Linked DNA regions of Mus musculus: region 2 is linked to region 1. The links are chromatin loops, found by intact Hi-C in ENCODE. Cell type or tissue: heart. All regions are shown on one strand.

Evidence for each region. Peaks named below come from ENCODE experiments on the same cell type or tissue, not always from the same donor. Only the 100,000 strongest peaks of a DNase experiment are listed, where the experiment ranks them.
Region 2: a loop joins it to region 1, with 2.3 times the contacts of the local background. A loop is called at or near these places in 6 of 42 quality-filtered maps.

What each region holds. Positions count from the first base shown.
Region 1 is chr2:69,856,722-69,864,721 of GRCm38, reverse strand. It overlaps Ssb (Sjogren syndrome antigen B), which reads right to left and starts at 3,160. Exons shown (of 12, transcript NM_001110145.1): 1 at 3,010-3,160; 2 at 1,407-1,498. The coding sequence starts at 1,472. In heart, a CTCF peak has its summit at 6,665 (motif pointing left); DNase peaks (open chromatin) are centred at 3,141 and 3,511; H3K4me3 peaks cover 2,583 bases; H3K27ac peaks cover 1,922 bases.
Region 2 is chr2:69,630,308-69,638,307 of GRCm38, reverse strand. No RefSeq gene overlaps it. Among named protein-coding and RNA genes, the nearest start is that of Bbs5, 13 kb to the left of the region's middle. In heart, CTCF peaks have their summits at 2,303 (motif pointing left), 3,158 (motif pointing left) and 6,668 (motif pointing left); no DNase peak of the experiment used is centred here; H3K4me3 peaks cover 611 bases; H3K27ac peaks cover 642 bases; H3K27me3 peaks cover 254 bases.

The DNA.
Region 1 (8,000 bases):
GTCCTAGGGGAGCCAGTGCACACTTCTGGCTTCTGAGGGCACCAGGCATGTACACGGCACACAGCCATACATGTAGACATAACATCCATACACATAAAGTACACTAAAAATAAAATGTATTTTGAACATGGAGTATGAAAAGGCTTTTAACCTTGAATATCTCAAGAGGGAGAGATGTGAGGCTGCAGGCTGTGGGAGGAACATTATTCTTTTCTATAACAAATTTGCTATTGTTCCAAGCATTAAACAGCAAATTATCTTATCACTGCTTTTGCAATTATTAAGAAAACACAATTTTTTCCCCCAATCAAACAAAAGGGGCTGGAGATGGTTCAGCAGTTAAAAGAACTAGCTGCTCTTCCAGAGGACCCAGGTTCAATTCTTGGCATCCACATAGAAGCTCACAACTGTCTGTAACTCTAGTTCCGGGGGATCCTTCACACAGACATACATGCAGACAAAACACCAATGCACATAAAAATAAATAATTTTTTAAAAAAATCAGACAACATTTGTAGCCGCAAATGCCTACAGCTCACTGAGTGACTGCCTAGCATGCCTTGAGTTTGATCTCCATTACTCAGAAGGGGGAAAATATGAGAAAAGAAAAATAAAAGCAGAACAATTTAAAGGACAAAGGAGTACAAGTTAAAACAAAACCAAAACAGCTAAGAAATGGAAAAAAAAGAGCACACACACTAACCAATGGTTATTTCATGGCATAAAAGCAATTTATGGGCAATTTCCCCACAGCCATACTGTTACTGACAACATTCCATCTAAACCTAAATTTGAAATGCTAACAGGACTTTTGTTATTTTTCTTTCTTTCTTTTTTTTTTAAGATTATATTAAATGCAGGTTTATTGGGAAGCTGATCTTAGATGGGCAAGATCACTGGCCCCAAGGATGAAGGCCAGGGAAGTCTCCATGGGGAAGTGGGGCAGGAAAGAGAGAAAGAGAGAAGGGGCTAAGTGCACGCAGAGAGAGAAGTGGAGAACAGTCTAACAGGACTTTTGAAATGCATAATTTGTTAAAAAGTTATGTTAACTTTTTAGAAGAGAACTAACTAGATAGAATAAACTATTATTTGACCAGAAGTACTTTACCATGGAATTTATGCTAGCTTGTTAGATATTAGGCACACCATTAATTTTCACATCAACTTACAAATATTACCTCCATTTTACAGACTTGGGAACTCTGTGTCTCAAAAATAAACACCAGTCTACAGTGTTACCTTTGGAATGTCTGTAATTCTTGAGACTTCTAACTTTGCCCTAATATGAATACATTCATATTAACTCCAAGAATCAAAGCTAAGCCAGTTGTTTGAAAAGCCCACATATCGCTATTAGATGTTCTGTTTTCATCTTAAGTTACAATTTAACAACACAAGAATCATACCTCAATTTGATGACAGATTTTGGCCTCCAAAGCAGTCATTTTTTCATTATCTCCATTTTCAGCCATTGTGGCTATCTGTAAAGTTTCTCACACTGGTAGGAAGGTTATTATTTTTATATAATAGTCAATACAAGAGAATGAGTAAAAAGTATGCCACTTTTTTTTTAATTTCAAGAATTCCTAACCTTACAGGTTTCCCTATGAATTCTCATACATCTCAACAAAGCAACACCTTGGATTATGGATGGAAAACTCAGATCAACAACCCCTCCTCCCAGTAAATCCTACTTTGTAACCAAACTCTTCATGTAGTTGGTAAAGCAAAGTTCAGCGATAAAAACAAAAAAGCAGAAAATGTCCACTTAACTACCCCTGAATCATTTCTAGCTTTAAAAATATCAGTATTATAGTCTGCCAGCAGTATATTCCTATAGCCCTCAATGCCAATTATTTGCGTTTCTTTTCAAATTAGTCACAGCTGACTTACCAAAACTTATTACTGGTAAAAATGAAAATAGAGTTCAGATATGAAAGTTACGGTGTTAGACACTATATAGGAGAATACAAGAAAAATGGGACCTTGTGAGCACAGATACAAAAAATTTTAAACTAGGGACGCTGGAAGGTAAGGATGTGCCTAAAACACTACTACACTGGTTAACTCTATAGCCACTTTCCTGTTTCACGGTCTGACAACAATCCTAGAATAAAGAGGGACTGTGATACTGGTTTGCTAGAAATCACAAACCGGATCTTCTGTCTTACTGGCTTTCAGCGCCTTACTAAACCACCCTACCATATTGTACGGAAGTATACCAGCTCTTGAAGAGTTTATCTGCAGCAGCTGAATATAGTTATGAGTTACTGTTGGTATATTTCTTGAGACATTGCTCAAAATGCTGGAGACTGCTGGCGATACACTGGTCCTGTAATGGGAAATCTACGAAGTACACGTCCCACTTCAGAATTTACTGTTACAGGCGCTGGTTTGTCTCCCACTACCAACAATCTCACTTCTCATTACTACAGAGACACAGGTCAATAACGACCTAGTTAGCCCCTGCAAGACTTCTGCGGCCTACCCAATTTAGGGACTGTTTCACACTGAAGACAGAATGGCAATGGCAGTTCTTTGAAGGAAAAAAAAAAAAAAAAAAAGATAGCGACGCTGGGAACCCAATAGCGGCCCCCACTTCTTCGGCCTCCAGTCAGTCCCCACAGAACCCTGTCGCGTTTAACCCGCACCGACCACCCTAAAGACTTAAATGGTCCGAAACATCCGCCTCTGGCCAGTCAGGAAAGGGGTGCAAGGAACAAACCGAAAGGACGCCGTGAGGATGCGGCGAGCCTCTGCCTAAAGGCCCCGCGAGAGCCGCATCCTCCCACACCGGCCCGCCGGGATCCCTGCCACGTGGAAAGCCCCAGGCGCCCGCATCTCTGGCCGGGGCCCGCTCCGTGGCCTCGCCGAGGCCCGCGCCCCCTCGGGCCGCGGTCCAGCACACGGCCACGGGCCGCGCGGCCCACGCGGCGGCGCGGAGAGGAAGGTGAGGCCTGCGCATAGCACAGCCCTTCGTACCTTCTCCTCAGTTTCCAAGAAGCTCACCTCAAAGATTCGGATCCCACGGTCACCACAGCTTCAAGAACAACGACAGAAGCGCCTGGACTTCCGAGCGCCGGCGGGCCAGCCAAACGCGCTTAAAGATGGGGGCTTTCCCGGCAGCCCTTGCGGACAGGTGGGCGTGGCCGCGGACGCAGTGGCCCGGCTCTGCTTTCCACGCACGCGCCGTTACCGCAGCCTCCCACAATCCTCGGAGGAGGAGTCCCGCCCTCCCGCCCGAGAAATTGTTAAATTGCTCAGCAGAATGTTAGGGGCTGACAGGAAGTGTTTTTGTGGAGATCTTTGTTTTTAATGTGTTTCTGGGCAGTATGTTCGAGCCTTCCCTTCTTTCTTCTGTAGCGCTTGGTTTTTCTTTTTTTCCCCCTTTGTCTCTTTTTTCCTTTTTTTTTTTTTGAGACAGCGTTTCCGTGCGTAGTCCTGGCTATCCAGGAACTCGCGCTGCTCTGTAGACCAGGCTGACCCTCAAACTCCTCCTGCCTCTGCTGAGACACTCGCCTACCTCTTCCGGGAGTGCTGGCATTATTAAAGGGGTGCGCCAGCACGCTTGGCCTTTTGCAATGTATTTGACTTGCATGGTGTTGTGGTTTTGGAAAAAAATTAAAAAACCATACAGTTGCTTGGTTTCCGACAGGCTAGCTCTCTGAAGCACAAACTGGCCAATGATTCGAACTCCTGCTTCAGTACAAAGTGCTGGGACTTCACCTACATCACCAGGCTCTTACTGCTCCCCCTCTTGCTGCTGCTGTCTATCTTTGCTTGTTTTGATGTTGGAGTCTGACTCAATGAGTAACCCAAGCTGATCCCAAACTATGCTTCTGCCTCCAGCCACCCTAGTGCTGGGATTACAAACAAATCTTTTTAAAAGTCTCTTGCTCCCAGCACTTGGGAGGCAGAGGCAGGCGGATTTCTGAGTTCGAGGCCAGCCTGGTCTACAAAGTGAGTTCCAGGACAGCCAAGACTGCACAGAGAAACCCTGTCTCTAAAAACCAAAAACCAAACCAAAACAAAAAAGTCTCTTGCTAGGAAAGAAGTACATTTAGAATAGTTTGAGAGACTTCACACTTAAGTCAGGACTGCCACTTTTTACATAACAATTTTAACGTTTTAGAGGTGCAATTTCCTTATGACATCATCTTTTTCCTTCAGTGTTCCTGGAATATAAAAATTACTTTCACAAAATAACTTCATAATCTCAGAGCATTTTGGAAGTTCCCAAACAGATAAACTCTAAAATTTGAAGAAGAAGAAGAAGAAGAAGAAGAAGAAGAAGAAGAAGAAGAAGAAGAAATGCATTTATAGGTTAACTATACATGCCATTTTGGCCAAAGAAAAAAGAATTTACTAGTATTATCCTCAGGTAGTTTTAACTTTAGATTAATTACATTCAATAAAAAAATTTTCAAGTTTCTACTTACTGTGAGACATAAATGCTAAATTTTCCTTTTTTAAAGATTTAAGTTTATGTACGGGTGTTTTGCCTGCATGGATAGACAGTGGAAAAATACCATGTGTGTAAATGCTCCCAACCTACTATAAATCCATTTCCAGGGACTCTAACACTCTCTTCTCATCTTTGTTGGGTCCTGCACGCTTACAGTGCACATACATACTCCCAGGACACACACATAAAATAAATAAATAAGCACTTAGATAACTTAAATGTTCATAATAGTAAGTTATGTGATTAAAAGAAAAATTAGAATCGACTATATGTGTACCACCAAATAATTAAAAAGTTAAATAATATATAGTGATAAAAACAAACTGATTTTCATTTACTGGTGTTTGTGAAATTCACAAGCACGGTGCTCAGAAGCAAAAGGTGTTTCACATAACCATTTTCTCCAAATACTGCAAATATTAATGTAATGTTGTATAAATTATATTAAATAATATAAAAAATCTTATTTCCTTCTACCATTCTCATGAGAATATAATAAAAGGTACCATTAGCAAAACTCAAGGAAATGAATTATCACCTTCAAAATATATGTTTTACACACATGCCCATACTACCTGTTATTGTAACCAGGTAAGTTTCACAGGTATGTCTACATCATTGTTCTACGATCAGAATTCAGCGTATTCATTTGAAGATTCTACAGTATTGAACAAGGAGAACTTCATAATTTTTTGGAGAGTGATTGTGGAAGAATTAAAAGTTGCATGTCAGTCACCATGAATGAAAAAATCCCATGTACATTTCTAAATGTCAGAGTGGCTTGTACCCTTCCCCTGTACACAGAATGATTGATCTAAGGCAGTGGTGTTATTCAGTTTGGGACATCACTATGAGATGCTTTATTTGGTATACAGGTAGAGATGCCTAAATGATACAAAGGCATAGCATTTTCAAGTATTAGTGACACCGTTTACTTAATACCATTTTATAGAAGGTCAAAACAATTCAATGTTTAGTTTCAATCTGATTACACATCCTTTGGCAATTCTGATGAATAAAGGTTACAATAAAAACTGCATTTCAAAATACAGCAAAATGTTTTTAGCCTTCAATGGCATTTCAAGATCTCCATACTTTAAATAGGACAGTCATTCTACCCACTGGGCGAGAGCACAACCACAGAGGTTCACCTACAGCTTAATAAAACTGACTGCACGCAGATGTGTAAAGGTATAAGTGGGATGGGGGGGGGGACCTATATGCATACCATCGCAAAGGGAGCTATTTCCCAAGAAACCATTCAAAATAAATTTAAAACTCTCCAGGGGTGTGCAGTTTCAGAGAAAGAACTGGAATACTTCTATATTTAATCTTTATACTCAACATAGAAAATATTGCAAAATCAGTTGTAGGAAAAAAATAATCAAAAAGTCTATGCAGCTTAAAATGCTGGGCAAAGTTACTATAAGATGGTTCCAGAAAATAAATAATTAAGAATGAGTGGGCTGGGGCTGTAGCTCAATGGTCACCTTAGGTTCATTTTTTTTATTCCTGAATTTTGTGCCATTTGTGGTGTTCATCTTGGTTGTAATTTACATACTTCTTTTAAGCAAATGGTCATTTTCCCACTTAACTTTATAATCATAATCTGGTATTGTTTTTCTCAAAGAGGGCCCTCAAAATTGTAGTTTCCACCATGCCCCACAAATTCTAATAGCATCTGTTCAGACTATGCATTAAAGTTGCAGACACAAGTTAAACTTACAAGTTAAATAACAAGGTGAAGTGATTAGGAAATGAGGCCCCCTTCCTGAAGTGGAAGGACAACATTTATATATTTAAGAATTTAAGAAGAAGCGCAGGGCTCAGCAGTTACTAGCACTAACTGCTTTCCCGGAGGTCCTGAGTTCAAACCCCAGAAACCACATGGTGGCTCACAACCATCTGTAATGAGATCTGATGCCCTCTTCTGGTGTGTCTGAAGACAGCTACAGTGTACTTACATATAATAAATAAATAAACCTTAAAAAAAAAAAAAAGAATAAGAGGGCACCTTAGGTATGGAGGAAATACCAATTCAGACTTTAGCAGCCAAGAGGTGGGAGATTATTCTAGAAGCTAATTTGCTTTAAGAAATCCACTAAGGTGCAGTCATCTGCAGGATGGCCCTGTGGGAAGCAGCTTAGAGAGCAGGCAGGGAAGGAAGCCCAAGAAGTTGGCTTTGAGGACAGTGCCTCCTACTGGGAAAATGTAATCCTAGATTAATATGTTGGGGGCACAGCTAAATCTACCTTGCGATTATGGCTCAAACACAAAAAAATGAAGCAATAGATGAATTTCAAGGGGCCATAGCAAAATTTGAGAGACTCTCAGGGGTCCCTGAAGGAACAAAAGCAGATGAAGTATCATATCCCGAGCTAGTATCTCGCCAGCAAGAATTCACTTGGACAACCGGATTCTTCTACGGCAAAGCTTTATTGCTTCAACCGAAGGAAGACCCCGAACAAGGAAAATGGTGCTGCTTATATACCCCTCCGTGTGACATGTCAGCTCCTGATTAGCTGCTCACTCATCATCCCACTACTACGCCCCGGGATGGGCAGTGACTTGGCACGAATTTACTCTTGCACCTGCGCACACTACTTGTTTACCAGTTAGGCACAGCGGAGGCTCATGATGGCGATTGCTCACGGCTCTCCACAGTATCATAGTAATAAACCATCGGTACACGTCAGAGGGAGTTCTCAGAAAGAACTAGCCACTGAAGATATCTTTAACATTCCTTTCTCTTTCTTCAAAAGCCGTGTGTGTTGTGCATGTTCATGTGCATGCAAGTACAAGTGTGTGGAAGGTAGGAAGCAACCGTGAGGATCTTCATTCCTCCTTAGGCAGCATCTGCCTTGGCTTTTGTCAAGGCAAGGTCTCTTGCTGGGCTGAGCTTGTCCATAGGATAGACTGGCTGGCTAGGGATAGCCAGGGCTTCTCCTGTCTCTTCCTCCCCAAATCTGGGATTGCAAGAGTATGCCTCCATGCCCAGCTTTTTTATGTTGGTGCTTGGGACATTTACTGAAGCCTTCAAGCTTGTACTACAAAGCGCTTTACCAGCCAGTCCATCTTCTCAGCCCCTCTATTTTTATGGTGAAGATTTTCAAGCATTTTTCAAAAGTGAAACCTATAAATAGACTAATGCCTGGATATGTGTAACCCAGCCTGCACATTCACCAGCCATTGATTACATCTTGTTTTATTTACCCATTCTCCAGAGCCCTCATTAGACATTTTTAAACCAAATGGCACATATCTTGTTAAGGTCCATAAAATTTTATGGCCATACCTTTAAGACTAAGGATCAACTATCAAATTAAAAAACTTCAATTTTCCCATAATTAGGTTGGTTGTGGTGGCACCTGTAATCCAGCGCCAGGGAGGTTGAGGTGGGAAGACAGCAATTTTGAGGAGCCCCAGGTATGTAGCAAGAAAGATCTTGTCTCAAAATAATAATATTTGAACCTGAAATCATCGTCAAATATCCAGTCAGTTTTCAAATTCTCATTTTCTTGTAGCTATCTTTTTG
Region 2 (8,000 bases), 230 kb after region 1:
ATTGAACTCAGGACCTTTGGAAAAGCAGTCAGTGCTCTTAACCGCTGAGCCATCTCTCCAGCACCAACTTGTTGTCTTCTAAGAGTCAGATCTGCTGTGCTGCGCACTTTGGGCCTCTCCTCCACCTTAGCTTGTGACGGCAAAATGCCTCTTGATCATTCACAAGCAAGCCTTCTATCACATCTGACTTCAGAACTGTACTCTGGGCAGTTGTGAATAGCACAGTGTGGAGCTGGGAATTGAACTTAGTCCTCTGGGAGAGCAGCAAGTGCTTATTTGCTGAGCCATCTGTCCAGCCCTGCTTGCTCGATTTTATTCTACTAAACTGGTAAAAGTGAGAGCAGGTTTGATGTTTTTGTTCCTGCAGGTAGGGGGGAAATGGTTGTTTCTCAAGAACAGTTAGAGAGGGCTGGAGAGATGGCTCAGTGGTTAAGAGTACTGACTGTTCTTCCAGAGGTCCTGAGTTCAATTCCCAGCAACCACATGGTAGCTCACAGCTATCTGTAAAGGGATCTGACGCCCTCTGTAAAGGGATCTGATGCCCTCTTCTGGTGTGTCTGAAGACAGCGATAGTGTACTCACATACATAAAATAAATAGATCTTACAGCAGTGAGAACAAGGAGGCTGGAGAGATGGCTCAGTGATTACAACTGCTGCTATTCCAGAGGACCTGAGTTTGATTCCCAGCACCACATAGAGTGGCATCACTATGATCTGTAGCTCCAGTTCCAGATCTGATGCCTTCTTCTAGCCTCTGAGAGCACCAGGCATTCACGTGGTGCACAGAGATGAAAGCAAATATTCATACACATAAAATAAAGTTAAGGAATAAGAAGTCCTTTATGGTATGAGATTATACATGAAACAAACCAAAACTGTTTGTATGCTTATTTCTGGGTTTTTGCTTATACCTCGTGGAGCCCAAGAGGAAGAGTCATGGTCAGGTAGATGATGCAAAGATGGTTGTGTGCTGCTCCCCTTAGCAATAGTAGACAGACATAACTCCCAGCAGCACCAGGACACAGGGCTGTTATGTGGTTTCCCACACTAAGTAACTATAAGAAGCTGTTCAGCAGCAGAAAGTTCTCAGCCAACCTCCTGCTTTGTAGTCGGGCTTGCGAAGCCAATGCTTATGTGCTCTTGTCTTACATAGGGTTCTATTGCTGTGAAGAGACACTGTGACCAAGGCAACTCTTATAAAGGAAAGCATTCCACTGGGGCTTGGCTTATGGTTTCAGAGGTTTAGTCCATTATCATCATGGTGGGGAAACATGGCAGCCTCAAGCCAGACATGGCGCTGGAGAAGGAGCTGAGAGCTCTACACCTGGATCCACAGGCAGCAGAAGTGAATGCCACACTAGACCTGGCTTGAGCATACAGGAGATCTCGAAGCCCACCCCACAGCGACACACTTCCTTCAACCAGGCCACACCTACTCTAACAAGGCCACACCTCATAATAGTGCCACACCCTGTGGGCCAAGCATTTAAGCACATGTGTCTTAGGGGCCAAACCTATTCAAACCACCACAGCTTGGAACCATCTTGCTAACCCTGTTTGTTTGTTTTTAGAGACATGCATCAGTATTTATTGCAGGCTAGCCTTGCTGTCTCAGCTCAAATGATCCTCCTTGTAATTGGTCCTTCCAAGTAGCTGGGACTACAGGTGCCTATGCCTTGGCTACAAATTATGTCAATATTATCTCTATTTAAAAACCCACACAACCCCTAGGAGAAAAATATAGTGCTCTTCTGCCGATTAAAAGGATAACTGGGAGGTTGGCAATAGCCTTTAATCCCAGCATTGGGGAGGCAGAGGCAGGGGAATCTCTTGAGTTTGAGGCTAGCCTGGTCACTGGCCAGAGTGAGTTCCAGGAAAGCCAGGGCTTCCAGGACAGCCAGGGCTACACAAACAAAAACTGTCTCAAACACACACACACACACACACACACACACACACACACACACAAACAAAAAATGGGGATTCGGGGGGGGGGGGGTATCGTATTGGGGAAATACACTTGCTGCCAAGGCTGATAATCTAAGTTTGATATAGATAACCCAAATGGTAGAAGGGCCAACAACTAAAAATTACCCCATGCCAGCCAGAAGAGCAAGCTCTCCCCCACAAACAAAGAAACTTTTTTTTTTTTAACAAAAGTTTTTTAAAGGGAGAGGGGGCACACTGGCTGGCTCAGTGAGGAAGACCACTGGAGTTCTTCCGGAGGATCAGGGTTTGGCACCAAGCACCCACATGGTGGCTAACAACCGTCAACTCCAGTTTTAGAGAAACAAATGCCCTCTTGTGGCCTCATCAGGCATTGCATGCACATGGTCCACAGCCATGCCTGAAGGCAAAGATAACCATACAAATAAAAATAAATTTAAAGGGAGGTTAATTAATTCAAAACTTTAAGGAGCCGGGCGTGGTGGTGCACGCCTTTAATCCCAGCACTCAGGAGGCAGAGGCAGGCGGATTTCTGAGTTCAAGGCCAGCCTGGTCTACAGAGTGAGTTCCAGGACAGCCAGGGCTACACAGAGAAACCCTGTCTCGAAACTCCCCCTCCCCCCAAAAAACCCCACAAAACTTTAAGGAAACACTCTTTTTGACACTTCCTTCTCACACCATGAGCAGGACTTAGTTCTTTTAAGAGGACTTTGTGGGTTGGCAAAATAAGTACGAAAAAATGTGCTTACCTTGAAGCCAGCCCTTCTGAAAAGTTGGGAAGTACTCACAAACAGGTGCCAACTCCACAGAGTTGTCCTCTGACACAGGGGCAACACACACACACACACACACATTTTTATATGCATGAGTGTTTTCCCAGCATGTACATTTTTATAACACGTTTGAAGTTCTGGATGATTGTGAGCCACTGTGTGGATACTGAGAATCAAAATCAGCTCCTCGGCAATAGCAACAAGAGCTCTTAACCTCAACGCCAATTCTCCAGGCTCTCCCCTCCCCCCTCCACACCCCCTCCCCCACCCCCGCCACCCCAAATGCTAATTTTAAAGGGGGAAAAAAAGACACAGGAAAAAAACAAAACAAAAGAAAACAAAACAAAAAAACAACAGGAAGGGTGGCGGGGGAGGAGCGTCGTTGAAGTTTTTCTCTAGGACAATAGTGACACCGTGTGGCCAGTTCTTAGGACAGCAGTTACGAAGCGGAGTGAGTGTTGATTATACACTGGAATGCAAAAATCACTGTTAACTACATCAAGCAGACTTCAGATAGAATTCAGAGAGTTTATGGAGACCTAGCATTTGTGAGGACTATGCCGGTTCTTTTACAGATGTCTTTATTATATTGTTCTGTATTTTCTCAGATGATCAGGGACTAAATTAATTCTGCTGTGTTTATATAGTAAAGCAATCCTGCAGTTGTAAGCAAATGTATGTTAGTGTATTCTAGGGAAATTGGTTTTAAATATTCATTCATTCATTCATTCATTCATTCACTCATTCATTCACTCATTCATTCATTCAAAGATGGGCTCCCACTCCAGTCAGGCTGCCTTTGGATTCATTATATAGCCCATTTGTAATTCTCCTGCCTCATCCTGCCCAGTAATAAGATTACAGGCACGAGCCTCCACCTAGTTGACAGACCCCTTGCTTTGCTAACCTGCTTCCCATAGGGACTACACAACACATTCTGGCATGCAGAGGGACTGACTTTGTCCTAGCTTTAATAGTCCACCCCACCCCCTTTGGTAGTTGCCATTTCTTCAAATACAGTTTATTCACTCAGTTAAAATAATAACTTTAAAAGATGAAAGTAGCATTGAGGTGCAGTGTGCACACCTGTAGTACCAGCACTGCGAAGTGGAGGCAGGAGAACCCTGAATTCAGGCCATCCTTATGAAAGAGGAAATAGAGACAAAGAAAGTGAGAACTAGAATCATCCTCCCAGAGCACAGCACATGGAGGCAGCAGAATCCGAAATTCAAGGTCATCCTCAGACACACAGGGAGTTTGAAGACAACCTGGGCTGTGTGAGACCTGTCTAAAACAGACAGACAGACAGACAGACAGACAGACAGACAGACAGACACATTAAAGAGAACACAAGCACCTAACCAGGGTAAATTTTTTCTATTCATCCACTAGACATTTTAGTAAATACATTGTTACTGTGAATGTGTGCTTGGTGATGTGTGGTCAAATGTGCCACAGTGGGTGTGCAAAGATCAGGGACAGCTTTGTGGAGTTGGTTTTCTCCTTCTGCCTTTATGTGGGTTCCAGGGATTGAACTCCGGTTGCCAGATGGAGCAGCAATAACCTTCTGAGCCATCTCACTGTCTGCATCTCTCCTTCCCCGTGGCTGGTGAGACGGCATAAAGCAGCATCCTGGACGCTTCTTTGGAACTATGTTTGACGTCCATGATGATTGGGAAGTGCTCAGTATATAAACATGCCTGGTAATGAACCGCAGGGAGCTGGAGACACACATGAGGCCAGGGTGATTTACAGCATCGTTTATAAAGCAGGATACAGGAATTGAGTTGGTTGAGACCTTAGAGGTTAAGTAGACCAGTCTCCTACTCAGGAAGTAATCCTGCCAACAATAATCTTGACATGCGGTTATTTAACATCTGCTGGAACAATCTCAGTGATTCCCAGGAGTAGAAAGCTCCCTGCCTCTCTAGGCACGTCATTCCCAACTCGAATGATCCCAGAGTCTTTCTTCAGTGATTTGAGGTCTGTCTTCTTGCAGCTAGGGGTTTTTCTCAGGCTGCCTCAGTAAACTAGTGGGCACCTTTCCTAACTTAGTAGATAGGTTACTGTGTAAATTTCTCTCCCCTCCAGGCTAAATGTACCCAGGCTTAGCATCCCCTAACCGTTTTTTGGTCACTTCCTTGGCTACTTCTCATTTTGTCAATGTCCCAGTAAAACGGATGTGATGGACACAGTCTTTGTTATGGTTTTTGTTCTTGCTTTTCTTGATATCGAGTCTCCTGCAGCTGAGGCTCACCTTGGAGTTTGGACCCTTCTGCCTCCGCCACCCAAGTGCTGGGATTGCAGGGATGTTCGCCAATGTCCTGTTTATGTGATGCTGGGGTAGAATTCAGGGCTTTGTGTGAGCTGGGTAAGCATTGTAGAAACAGCCTTACATGAAATCTCATTACTTTAGTGTGTGGAAGGCTTGTGATTGTGTGTGGATTTTAGATTCCTGTTAATGCTGCTTAAGTCATTTGGTGGTTACACAACTCCCTTTCCATATATTTATTTTTAAAGAATCGACGCACAGTAAACATGACTATTTTTGAGAAAGAGTCTCACTATGTAACTCAGGCTGGCTTACATACCTCACATTGGCTGAGAATTTGCCATCCTTCTCAACTTCTAGGGTGCTGGAATTACAGACATGTACTAGCACACCCAGTTAACGTTGACATTTTTTTAAATGTGTGGTTGTAAAAGACACATATGTAAGTTGGATGGTGGTGGCACACACATTTAATCCCAGCACTTGGGAGGCAGAAGCAGGCAGATATCTGAATTTGAGGCCAGCCTGGTCTACAAAGTGAGTTCCAGGACAGCCAGGGCTACACAGAAAAAAACCCTGTCAAGAATCCAATAAACAAATGGACAAATAAATAAATAAAATTAATAATAAAAAGACACATAACCAGTACCACAACCAGGAGCCTCCCTGCTCCTATACCACTATAGTCAACCTCCTGTGGTCCCTGGCTCCTGGAATCATTGGTTTATTTACTGTAGAGTTTTGTCTGCTAAAAAATGTCATATGAGGTGGGTGATGTAGTTCAGTCATAGGGCATTGGCATAGGATGTGCGAAGTCTTGAATCCACCAGTCCTGGGGCCCCATGAGTCCATTATTTCTGGGTCTTATAGATTTTCCATTACATAAGCACAATTACATTGGTGCTTGTCTCCAATCTATCTTCAATCTCTTGATGTCTGGGAGGCAAGGTAGGAGGCTGAGGTAAGAGGGCTGTCAAGTTTGAGGCCAGCCTTGTGCTACATAATGAGACCCCGCACAAAAAATAATTAAAAACCCCTTGTAAGATGGTTTATGTAAAAGACCTGTAAGTTTATTCATTTGTTAAGTTTTATTAAATGTCTAGTATATGCCCTGGAGATATGGACTTGAATAAGGCCAAGCATCCTGCTACAGATCAGGATAACAATGTGGCCCCTTGGGAAATTGGGGAAAGAAGATTGCTGTGAGTTCGAGGCCAGCCCGGGCTATATAACATGGCCCTACCTCAGAACACAACATCACAATGTGCTTGGGTGTGACTCTTCAATCATTGGCCTGTTCCCCTAAACAAACTGGGTATGACCCGTATTTGTGATGTTGACGGTGATGTTCTATTTCACATGTCTTCATTTTGCGTACCAGGCTATCATGATAGAGTTTGGCACATGGTTTTCTACCCTTGCACACCAATGACTTCCAATGTGTTGGTGGAGACAGCCTGGCAGAGAACTGGTCAAGCGTGTTCTAAGTTAACACCAGTTCTCTCCTAAGTTTTAATACTAACCAACTGTTGAGGCTGCTGAGATGGCTCAGTGGTTAAGAGCACTGACCTCTCTTTTGTAGGGATCCAGGTTCAATCCCCAACTCCCCACAGAGCAGCTCACAGCTGCCTGTAACTCTAGTTCCAGGGGAATCTGAAGCCCCCTTCTGGCCTCCAGGGTTACTACATGCAAATAATGCCTGGGCATACATGCAGGCAAACCATCCTTATACACAGAATAAAAATAAATAAATCTTTAAATAAAAAAGAAAGCATTTGATCGCACTTACAGTTTCAGAGGGTTAGAGCCCATGATGGTGGAGCAAAAGTGTGGTGGCAGGGATAGCTGAGAGCTCACATCTGGATCTGCAAAAAGGCAGAGAGGACAGGAGGGATGGTACAAGCCTCAAATCCTGCCACCACAGGACACACTTCCTCCAGCAAGGCCACACCCCCTAATCCTTCCCAAACAATTCCACCAACTGAGGACCAAATTTCCAAACGTTTGAGTTGACGGAGGCCACTCTTGTTTAAACCACCATAAGGCCTCATAACGTTACCCTGGGTGGCCTGGAACTCTATGTAGGCCAGGCAGGGCTCCAACTTTTGAAAATCCTGCTTCTGCATCCTAAGTGCTGAGACCCTAGGCATGTGCCACCATGTCTGGCCTGGCACTACACCTATTTTCGGAGCTTAATGTTCACTAGGTGACAGAATCTAGAATCCCGTTTTTCCACTTTCAGAAACTCAAGCTATTTGTTTACTTTTTAATCTTTACTCACTACCAACTTAAACTTCATCCGACCGGTTCCACCAGTTTCCAGCTTCTCTCTCTTCTGTTGTCCATGTACTCTCCATTTTTAGACCTGAGCCTTCCTTCTCCCTGAACTGCACTCCCCTTCCCCCCTCTCAGTAGAGCCACTAGTGCCATGGTTCTCAACTTCCCTAATACCATGGCCCTTTGATACAATCCCTCAGGCTGTGGTGGCCCTCAACCGTAAAATTATCTGCACTGCTACTTCACAACTGTAATTGTGCTTCTGTTATGAATAATAATGTAAACATATGATATATAAAGATACCTGACATGTGACCTCCCTCCAAGGGGTCTCGACCCATAGGTTGAGAACCCCTGCTCTGGAGAGAGACTGTGATAATTTCAGTTATGACGATGGACCTTAAGACAAGGTAGAGAGAGAGAGAGAAGGATGAAGTAAAACTAAATGAAAGAGAAGAGAGTAGAGGAGGGTGGTGAATCCATATATATGTGTGTGTATGTCCATGTACGTGTGTCTGTGTATATCCACATACACAGTACCCAGCTCATACTGGCCTTGAACTTCTGATCCTCCTGAGCCGTCCTCCCTAGGGATGGATTACACATGTGCCACCATACCCAGCCATATAAGCAGCATAGTCTCGCTCACTCATGTTTCTTTCTTTCCCCCTTTCTCCTCTTCTTCCCACCCCTCTGTTTTTGGTTAAAGACTTATTTTATCTTAATTGTG